2 separate regions of the Homo sapiens genome follow, and region 1 is linked to region 2. Evidence: chromatin loops called from intact Hi-C (ENCODE). Cell type or tissue: dorsolateral prefrontal cortex. All regions are shown on one strand. Each heading gives the region's core, and the rest is flanking DNA. Links, peaks and the distances in the headings are about the cores only. Region 1 overlaps KLHL26 (kelch like family member 26). Region 2 has its middle 36 kb from the start of HOMER3.

Evidence for each region. Peaks named below come from ENCODE experiments on the same cell type or tissue, not always from the same donor. Only the 100,000 strongest peaks of a DNase experiment are listed, where the experiment ranks them.
Region 1: a loop joins it to region 2, with 5 times the contacts of the local background. A loop is called at or near these places in 1 of 110 quality-filtered maps.

The regions. Positions count from the first base shown.
Region 1 is chr19:18,647,580-18,651,960 of GRCh38, reverse strand. The region is part of intron 1 of KLHL26 (kelch like family member 26); the gene reads right to left. Among named protein-coding and RNA genes, the nearest start is that of KLHL26, 13 kb to the right of the region's middle. RefSeq lists enhancers at 1-575, 2,246-3,056, 3,057-3,867. In dorsolateral prefrontal cortex, for the core only: no CTCF peak of the experiment used is centred there; DNase peaks (open chromatin) are centred at 1,750 and 2,300; H3K4me3 peaks cover 1,338 bases; H3K27ac peaks cover 3,845 bases.
Region 2 is chr19:18,975,272-18,979,652 of GRCh38, reverse strand. No RefSeq gene overlaps it. Among named protein-coding and RNA genes, the nearest start is that of HOMER3, 36 kb to the right of the region's middle. RefSeq lists an enhancer at 919-1,563. In dorsolateral prefrontal cortex, for the core only: no CTCF peak of the experiment used is centred there; no DNase peak of the experiment used is centred there.

The DNA of each region.
Region 1 (4,381 bases), core at 286-4,285, 330 kb after region 2:
GAGGCTTCCCTTTCCCATTCCCTCCCACTGAGGTGAGACTGCTTCTGCCACAGCCCATCCCCCGACTTGGTCCCACTGCATTGGGCCGGCAGCAGGGACCACTTGAATGAGCAAATCCCTTCACTCCACAGTTCAGGCAAGTAGGTACATGACTGCACAGCTCCAGAGCACCGCTTGGAAACCCAGTGAAATTCTAGCACTGCTGAATTCTAGCATGTCGGGGTGGTAACGTGCTGCAAGGCAGCCCACCCCACTGCCTCCACTGGCAGGACAGGTGTTGAAGCCCCAGAAGGGACGGGGCTGCCACATGGCACTGCTCATCCCCAGCAGAGCCAGGCCAGATGCAGGCACTCCACAGCTTAGCCCAGCACCTTCCAAAGACAACACAAATTTCAGCATCAGAGGGGGTCTGTCATGAATATCTTCATTTTTGGGGTGTTTACCATCCCTCCCCTCTTCTCATAAGGGCCCCCTGTTCTCCTCTGGAACCTCCTCTTCTCTATGCTCAGCCCCAGTGGTGGAGATCAGGCAGATCCCATTGCTGGGCTGAAAATATGGATGTGACACAGACTGGACAGAGGCTCCAGGGCCCCTGGCCATAGGGATTCATCCTGGGATGGGGACTTGGCCCTTCTGATCCAATCAGAGCCTTCCCTGGGATTTTTACTGGAGCCACCAGGATGAAGGGTCGCCTTCCTGGTGGTGTTGGCAGGCTAGTGGAGTGGCAAGGTGAGGTCCCCTTTCTACCAGGTGGGCAGCACCCAGACAAGAGGGATGACAGAGCTGAAAGAAGGGAGCCACAGATTCCAGCCTTCAGACCTTGCACCCCAACGTACCTAAAACCGGGTGTCTCCTTGCACTTTTTAAAATGTGAACTTCGAGTCTTTAACTGACGGCAGTATCTTGGGTTTCTGGCTCTCCCCACCAAGAGGGGCCTCGGATGTCAGGAGGCTCAGATCCAGCCACGGCATTCCAGACGAGCCTCTGGAAAAACCACTGTGGCCTTAACACTTTTCCAGCTGCCGCCTCTCCCTGCAGTGCACACCAGCTTCCTACCGGGGCTGAGGGGTCAGGAAGCCCCGCTGAGGGCCATTCTGAGGGCGAGTGGGCGGCGGCCATCCCCAGCCGCAGCCCCGCCTGTCTGTGACGAGACAGACGGCTCCACTCCGTCCGCCACGACTCCCAGAAAAGGTCAGCAAGCTGCCCGCGCCCCTGACCAATGCGAAAGTTCAGCAACTCTAAATGCTAACAGACTGGAGGCGTGACTGAGGCTGGAACGGCAAAGGGGCCCGGTGCCATCAGCCTTGGCGAGGAAAACATCACCCGTCATCTGTGCAAGTGACTCACGTGGAGTATAAACATTTGTGCGCTCCTGACCCCCCGCTTCACACGACAGAGAGCCACGAGGACCCGAGGAGGGGGAGCCAGAGGAGAGACCTAGCGCAGCCCTCCTGGGACAGGACGGACTTCACCAAGGAGAACGCGTGCTTCCAACTCGAACTTCAGTCCTGGAAGTTTTTCAGATAGAGGATGACTCAGGCTGATGGCAACAGAGAGGGTGTCTTGGGGGTCCTCTGTGGGGCTCCCCTACGTGTCTGTCATCTCACAGTCACCTTGACACTCCTTCCACCCCGCTCCGGGAAAATGTCCCGCTCTCAGACGATCTGGGTGATCACATGCCTCTCTGCTCTGCCTCCTTAGGCAGACTGCCTCAAATTCTAACATCCCGTGGAGAGCAGAACTCTCCGGATATCCAGCCCAGACCGCTCCCGCCCGGGTCCGTCTTTGACCCCTGTGGAATTTCACAGTTGTGGCGTCAGTAAACATCTTCGGCCTCGATCCTCGGGTGACCCCCCTCCAGGCCTTTACAAGCCTGAAGGTCCACCCCTCAAGATCTCCTCCAGGCCCAGCCTGTTCAATTCCGGAAGCCCTTGCCCTCGCAGGAAAGGTCTGTGATTCCCCCAAGGTGCTGGTTACTTCCTCCCAGATCACAATATTTTCAGTGTGCACCGTGGTGGTGCACACAGAGCGATCAGGCACTCCGCTGCGCAGTGAGGGGTCTGAAATCACGCTGGACATGCACCAAAATCCACTCTGCAGAGGAGGAATGCTAGGGAATTGCTGGCGCAGCCGTTGGAGACGAGTCCTGTGAATTCTGTGCGGCCCTCTCCGGAGAGACATGTGGAAGGGGCGGGGTGGGGGGCAGGAAGGGACTGGAGGCTGGGGTTAACAAGTGTTAAGAGAGCTGGTCCGCACAGCTGCAGAGCGGCTACCAGAGGAGGAGGGCGGGGCTGCCGGCAGCGGGAACCCAGCGGGCTTGGCCCCCACTTCCACTTCAGACAGCTGGACAGGGAGAGAGCGGCTGTCGTTTGCCGCCTTTGCTTTAACATGCAGGGCTGAGGTTTTGCTCACTCACTAAAGACAGCACACGCAAAACGGTATGGTGCCCTGGGCTCTGTAACAGGTAACAGGGCTGGTTTACTGACAACATGCCTGTGAATTTCTGCTTCTCCGCCCACACCCTGCTGGTTCAATGAAGTGAAGAGGAAGAGGCGGATGACCCTCGGCCAGCCTGGGCATGCAGAGCTATGCCAGGAGGCTTCCCCTCTGGTATGCATCGAAGACTGTTCGGGGTGGGGTACTCACTGGATCTACACTCAAAAGCATCCATCCCGTGCCAGTAGCTGTGCCAGCGCCAGGACCACCACTGTAAAAAGATCTGATAAAGCCCTGCCCTTGGGGAACGTACATTCTACAGGGACATGGGTCCTCAAGCAGAGAATGTACCATGACGACAGGGCGAGCAGTGGCGCCACGGTGGACACAGTGGCCAGGCCCCGAGGAGACAACACTTGAGCCGTGCAAATCACTGGGACAGGACATTCCAGTGAGCGTGCTTCAGAGCCCAGCAGAGCCGTCAGAGCTGCGGAAGCTCAGGGGCCCAGCGGGTCACATCAAGAAGTAGATTTTGTTCTGAGAGTGAGGGAGCCACTGGCAGGTGGCCGGCAGGGGAGTGAGGTGGTCTGATTCCTGCCTTAGGAGGGTCCCGCTGGCTGGAGTTGGGGATGATGCCCAGAAGGGGAAGAGCCAGGAGTGGCTCTGAGCTGGGATGGGGAGGAGAGAGCAGGAGGAGCTGGCTCCAGGCTGTGGCTCGAAGGTGGAACCCACAAGAGATGCTACCTGAGGACCTCCTGGGCAGCTGCAGCCAGACTGAGGCCTTCTCTCAGGAGGAGGGACATTCCCAGGACTGGGACCTGCTGGTGGGAAGACCTGAAGCCCTCAAGGACTGTGGGAGCTCCAAGTGGCACGAACCCTGAGCAAGGAGAGGCATGAAGGGCTTTTCTGGAACACAGGAAGGGCTGCGAATCCCCTAGGCCAGGTGGCGCCTCCAAGTCTGCTGCTTGTTGCAGGCAGTGCAGCCGCGCGGGACCAAGGACAACCCTGACCTTCAGCCTGCCCGGTGGGGAGGGCAGAAACTGGCCACCACTATCAGTCAGCACAAGCTCAACCTCCAGGCATCCCCAAGCCTGCGTGTGCCTCTCCATCCCTCCAGGGCCCACCTTGGCCGAGGGTCCCTTGTCTCTTGCCAGAGGGATCCTTTCTTTTTTGAGACAGAGTCTCACTTTGTCGCCCAGGCTGGAGTGCAGTGGTGCAATCTCGGCTCCTGGGTTCAATCGACTCTCGTGCCTCAGCCTCCAGAGCAGCTGGGACTACAAGCACCCGCCACTGCGCCCAGCTAGTTTTGTGTATTTTTAGTAGAGACTGGATCTCACTATGTTGCCCAGGCTGGTCTCGAACTCCTGACCTCAAGTGATCTACCCGCCTTGGCCTCCCAATGTGCTGGGAATACAGGTGTGAGCCACCACACCCGGCCTACAGAGGGATCCTTTCAAAACAGGAGGCTGACTGATATGCCGCTCACCCAAACCCTGCCCTGGCCCCCTGGCCCAGCCAGCCCGGAAATGACCGCACGACGTTCTCTAACTCCTGCTGGCATGTATGCGCCCCATGGGCAGGGTCCATCTGTCCCATGGACCCTTCATGTCCAGCACCAGGCATGGGGTGGACACAGGAGACTGTGGCACCTGCACAAAGGCAGAGAAATGTGTCTAACAAATCCTGTCCACAGAGCAAAGAGCTGGGGATGCCGGGACACATGCTGCCCAGTCACCCCTTGCCTTCAGTAGATCCCACCCCCTTCTTCCAGGATCCAAGGCCCCAAGTCGCTGAATTATTTCTATCTGTGTCCTTCCCCCTCATCCTCCTCTCTCCCTCCCCATTCTCCTGTTCTTTTTCTCCTCCTCTCTCTTTCCTCCTCCTCCTCTCTTCCTCCTCCTCTTCCTCCTCTTTTTCTCCTCCTCCTCTTCCTCCTCCTCCCTCT
Region 2 (4,381 bases), core at 258-4,257:
AGAGACGGGGTCTTGTTATGTTGCTCAGGCTCTTTTTTTTTTGAGACGAAGGCCCATTCTGTCGCTTGAGATGCCATCTTAAATTATAATAATGATAATAAATTGTTTGTTTGTTTGTTTTTGAGACAGGGTCTTACTCTTTTGCCCAGGCTGGAGTGCAGTGGTGCCATCTCGGCTCACTGCAACCTCCACCTCCCGGGTTCAAGTGATCCTCCTGCCTCAGCCTCCCGAGTAGCTGGGACTATGCGCGCATGCCACCAAGCCCAGATAATTTTTGCATTTTTAGCAGAGATGGGGTTTCGCCATGTTGCCTAGGCTGGTCTTGAACTCCTGACTTCAAGTGATCTGTCCCCTTCAGCCTCCCAAAGTGCAGGGATTACAGGCGTGAGCCACCACTCCCAGCCACCCAGGCTCATTGTTATCACCTCAAAAAGAAACCTGTCTCCATCAGCAGTCACTCCCCATTCCCCTCCACCAGTCCCTGGCAACCACCAATCTGCTTCCTGTCTATGGATTTGCCTGTTCTGGGCATTTCAGATCAATGGAATCTCACACTGTGTGGCCTTTTGTGTCTGGCTTCTCTCACTCAGCATCGTGTTTTGGGGGTTCATTCACGCTGTAGCATGGATCAGTGCTTCCTTCTTTTCCATGGCTGTATCATATCCCCCTGTGTGGATGGAACACACTCTGTTATCCATGCACCAGCTGATGGGCATGGGGAGGTTTCCACTTTCTGCCAACCATGACTAGAGCTGCTGTGGACACGCGTGGACAGGTGTTTGTGTGGACGTGGGTTTCCCCATCTCTGGAGCACTTCCCTGGCAGTGTCAGTCAATGTCTAATGGTTATTGTGAAACTTGTTAAACTTTAGCCACATAGTCAGCTGGGTTGCACAGATGACAGATCGAATCCCCCAGGCTTTGAAATCTGCCCCCACCCCCAACTCCCACATCTCCGAAGGGGGCCTTTTTTTTTTTTTTTTTTGAGACAAAGTCTTGCTCTGTCACCCAGACTGAAGTGCAGTGGTGCGATCTCGGCTCACTGCAACTGCAGCCTCAAGTGACTCTTCTGCCTCAGCCTTCCGAGTAACTGGGACTACAAGGCACATGCCACCAAGCCCGGCTAATTTTTGTATTTTTAGTAGAGAACGAGGTTTCACCATGTTGGCCAGGCTGGTCTCAAATTCCCAACCTCAAGTGATCCGCCCACTTCAGCCTCCCAAAGTGCTGGGATTACAGGTGTGAGCCACTGCACCCAACCAGAAGGGGGCCATTTTTGGTCTTCAAATCCAATGTGTCCACCTCTCAGGCCTTTTGCGGCTGAGGACCTCCCTGTCCGCAGGCCAGCCAAAGCAGATCTGTGACCCGGCTCGGGCTGTGGTGTTCTATGGATGGCTGATCAAGCAGCATCCTGCCCTAGGTTTATTTTGGTTGAGGGTAGCAGGCTTGGTCAGCACCTCAGGCCTGGCCCTGCCCAGGACCGTGAAACCCAAGGCCTCTAATGTGTGTCCTTGGTCTGCAGGTGTCTTGGGTGGCGCCCGAGGCTAGGAAGCTGGCCTGGGTTCAGCGGACAAAGGCCAAGGCAATCAGCTGAGGTCCTGCCACCGGAAGCTGTCACTATCTCAGAAATTCCCTGAGTGGCCGGGCGCGGTAACTCACGCCTGTAATCCCAGCACTTTGGGAGGCTGAGGCAGGCAGATCACTTGAGACCAGGAGTTCAAGACCAGCTTCGCCAATATGGTAAAACCCTGTCTCCACTAAAAATACGAAAATTAGCCAGGCATGGTGGCGGGCACCTGTAATCCCAGCTACTCCAGAGGCTGAGGCAGGAGAATCGCTTGAGCCCAGGAGACAGAGCTTGCAGTGAGCCAAGACCATACACTGCACTCCAGCTTGGGCGACAGAGCGAAACTCCATCTCAAAAAAAGAAAAAAAAGAAATTCCCTGAGTATGTATTGGAAAGTAACCCCGCCTCCTTCCCATCACCGGGCCTCTGGGTGCCTGTATCAGTAATGGCTCACAAGAGAAACAGAACCAACAGGAAATATACATATTACATATATAGAAAGAGATTTTCTCTAAAAAAAAAAAAAATTTTTTAAGATTTATTTTGTCTGGGCGTGGTGGTTTACGCCTGGAATCCTAGCACTTTGGGAGGCTGACATGGAAAGATTGCTTGAGCCCAGGAGTTTAAGATCCCATGTTTACAAAAAAGTTTTTAAAAAGTTTGGGCATGGTGGTGTGTGCCTGTGATCCCAGCCACTCCAGAGGCTGAGGTGGGTGGATCGTTTGAGCCCAGGAGGTCGAGGCTGCAGTGAGCCATGATCCCACCACCGCACTTCAGCCTGGGTGGCAGAGATCCTATCTCTCTCAAAAAAAAAAAAGATGTATTTTAAGGAATTGGGTCATGCAATCGTGGGGGCTGATAAACCCAAAATTCATAGGGCACTCTAGCAGGTTGGAAACAGGGAGGCTTTATTTGTTGCAAGCTTACGAATTCCTTTTTCCCTCTAGAAGCTGTTTTTGCTCTCTGAAGGACTTCAACTGATTAGATAAGAAGCATCGGCTGGGTGCAGTGGCTCACGCCTGTAACCCCAACACTTTGGGAGGCCGAGGCAGGAGGATCACCTGAGGTCAGGAGTTTCAGACCAGCCTGACCAACGTGGAGAAACCCCGTCTCTACTAAAAATGCAAAAATTATCCAGGCATGGTGGTGCATGCCTGTAATCCCAGCTACTCAGGAGGCTGAGGCAGGAGAATGTCTTGAACCCGGGAGGTGGAGGTTGCAGTTAGCCGAGATCACGCCATTGCACTCCAGCCTGGGCAAAAAGAGCGAAACTTGGTTTCAAAAAAAAAAAAAAGAAACATCAAGGTCATGGAGGATAAATTCCTTTACTTCAGGTCAGTTGATTGGAGGTGTTAACCACATCTGCAAGGCCGGGTGCAGTGGCTCAGCCTGTAATCCCAGCACTTTGGGAGGCTGAGGTGGGAGGATTACTTGAGTCCAGGAGTTCAAGATCAGCCTGGGCAACATAGTAAGACACCAATCTCCACCAAAAAAAAAATGTTTTTTAATTAAAAAAAAACTTTATTAAAAAAATGCAAGATGGAATGGATCAATTTTTTTTTTTTTTTTTTAGACGGAGTCTCACTCTGTCACCCAGACTGGAGTGCAAGGGCGCGATCTCGGCTCACTGCAACCACTGCCTCCCAGGTTCAAGCGATTCTCCTGCCTCAACGTTCTGAGTAGCTGGGACCACAGGCACGTGCCACCATGCCCGGCTGATTTTTGTGTATTTAGTAGAGACGGGTTTCGCCATTTTGGCCAGGCTGGTCTCAAACTTCTGACCTCAGGTGATCCACCCGCCTTGGCCTCCCAAAGTGCTGGGATTACATGCGTGAGCCACCATGCTCGGCTTAATATACGTTCCTACGCAGACTTGAGAATGTACATCTTTCATCTGTCCATCCCATTTGCAGATGGGGCTCAATTTCTGCAGCTTCCACCCTCCAAATGCCTTTGACATTCTTCTACGAGTTATAATTCTTCTCTGATTTGTTAAGATTTGACAACTCTCCCCCAAGGCATATGAAAAAGCATTAAAAACCTCACATGAATGAAGGAGAACCATTGAGCCCTGTCACGGATAATTTATTTCCTCTTGAGAATGTTCTTTTTTTTTTTTTTTTTTTTTTCTTGAGATGGAGTCTTGCTGTGTCACCAGGCTGGAGTGCAGTGGCACGATCTCGGCTCACCACAACCTCCACCTCCCGGGTTCAAGCGATTCTCCTGCCTCAGCCTCCCAAGTAGCTCGGACTACAGGCATGCACCACCACGCCTGGCTAATTTTTGTATTTTTAGTAGAGATGGGGTTTCTTCACATTGGTCAGGCTGGTCTCGAACTCCCGACCTCAGGTGATCTGCCTGCCTTGACCTCCCAAAGTGCTGGAATTACAAGTGTGAGCCACTGCAACAGGGCATTTTTTTTTTTTGACGGAGTCTTCCTCTGTTGCCCAGGCTGGAGTGCAGTGGCGCAATCTTGGCTCATTGCAACCTCCACCTCCGAAGTTCAAGCAGTTCTCCTGCCTCAGCCTCCCGAGTATCTGGGATTACAGGCATGTGCCACCACGCCCGGATAATTTTTTGTATTTTTAGTAGAGATGGGGTTTCGCCATGTTGGCCAGGCTATTCTCAAACTCCTGACCTCAAGTGATCTGCCCGCCTCGGCCTCCCAAAATGCTGGGATTACAGGTGTGAGCCACCGCACCCAGCGGAATGAAGGTCCCATTTCTGTCGGATACATTCACAGAAGTGGAGTTGCTGCAGTGTATGTGGTCTCCTATCTGCATGCATGGTGTCCTTTCCATCCCTTCCCTGTCCA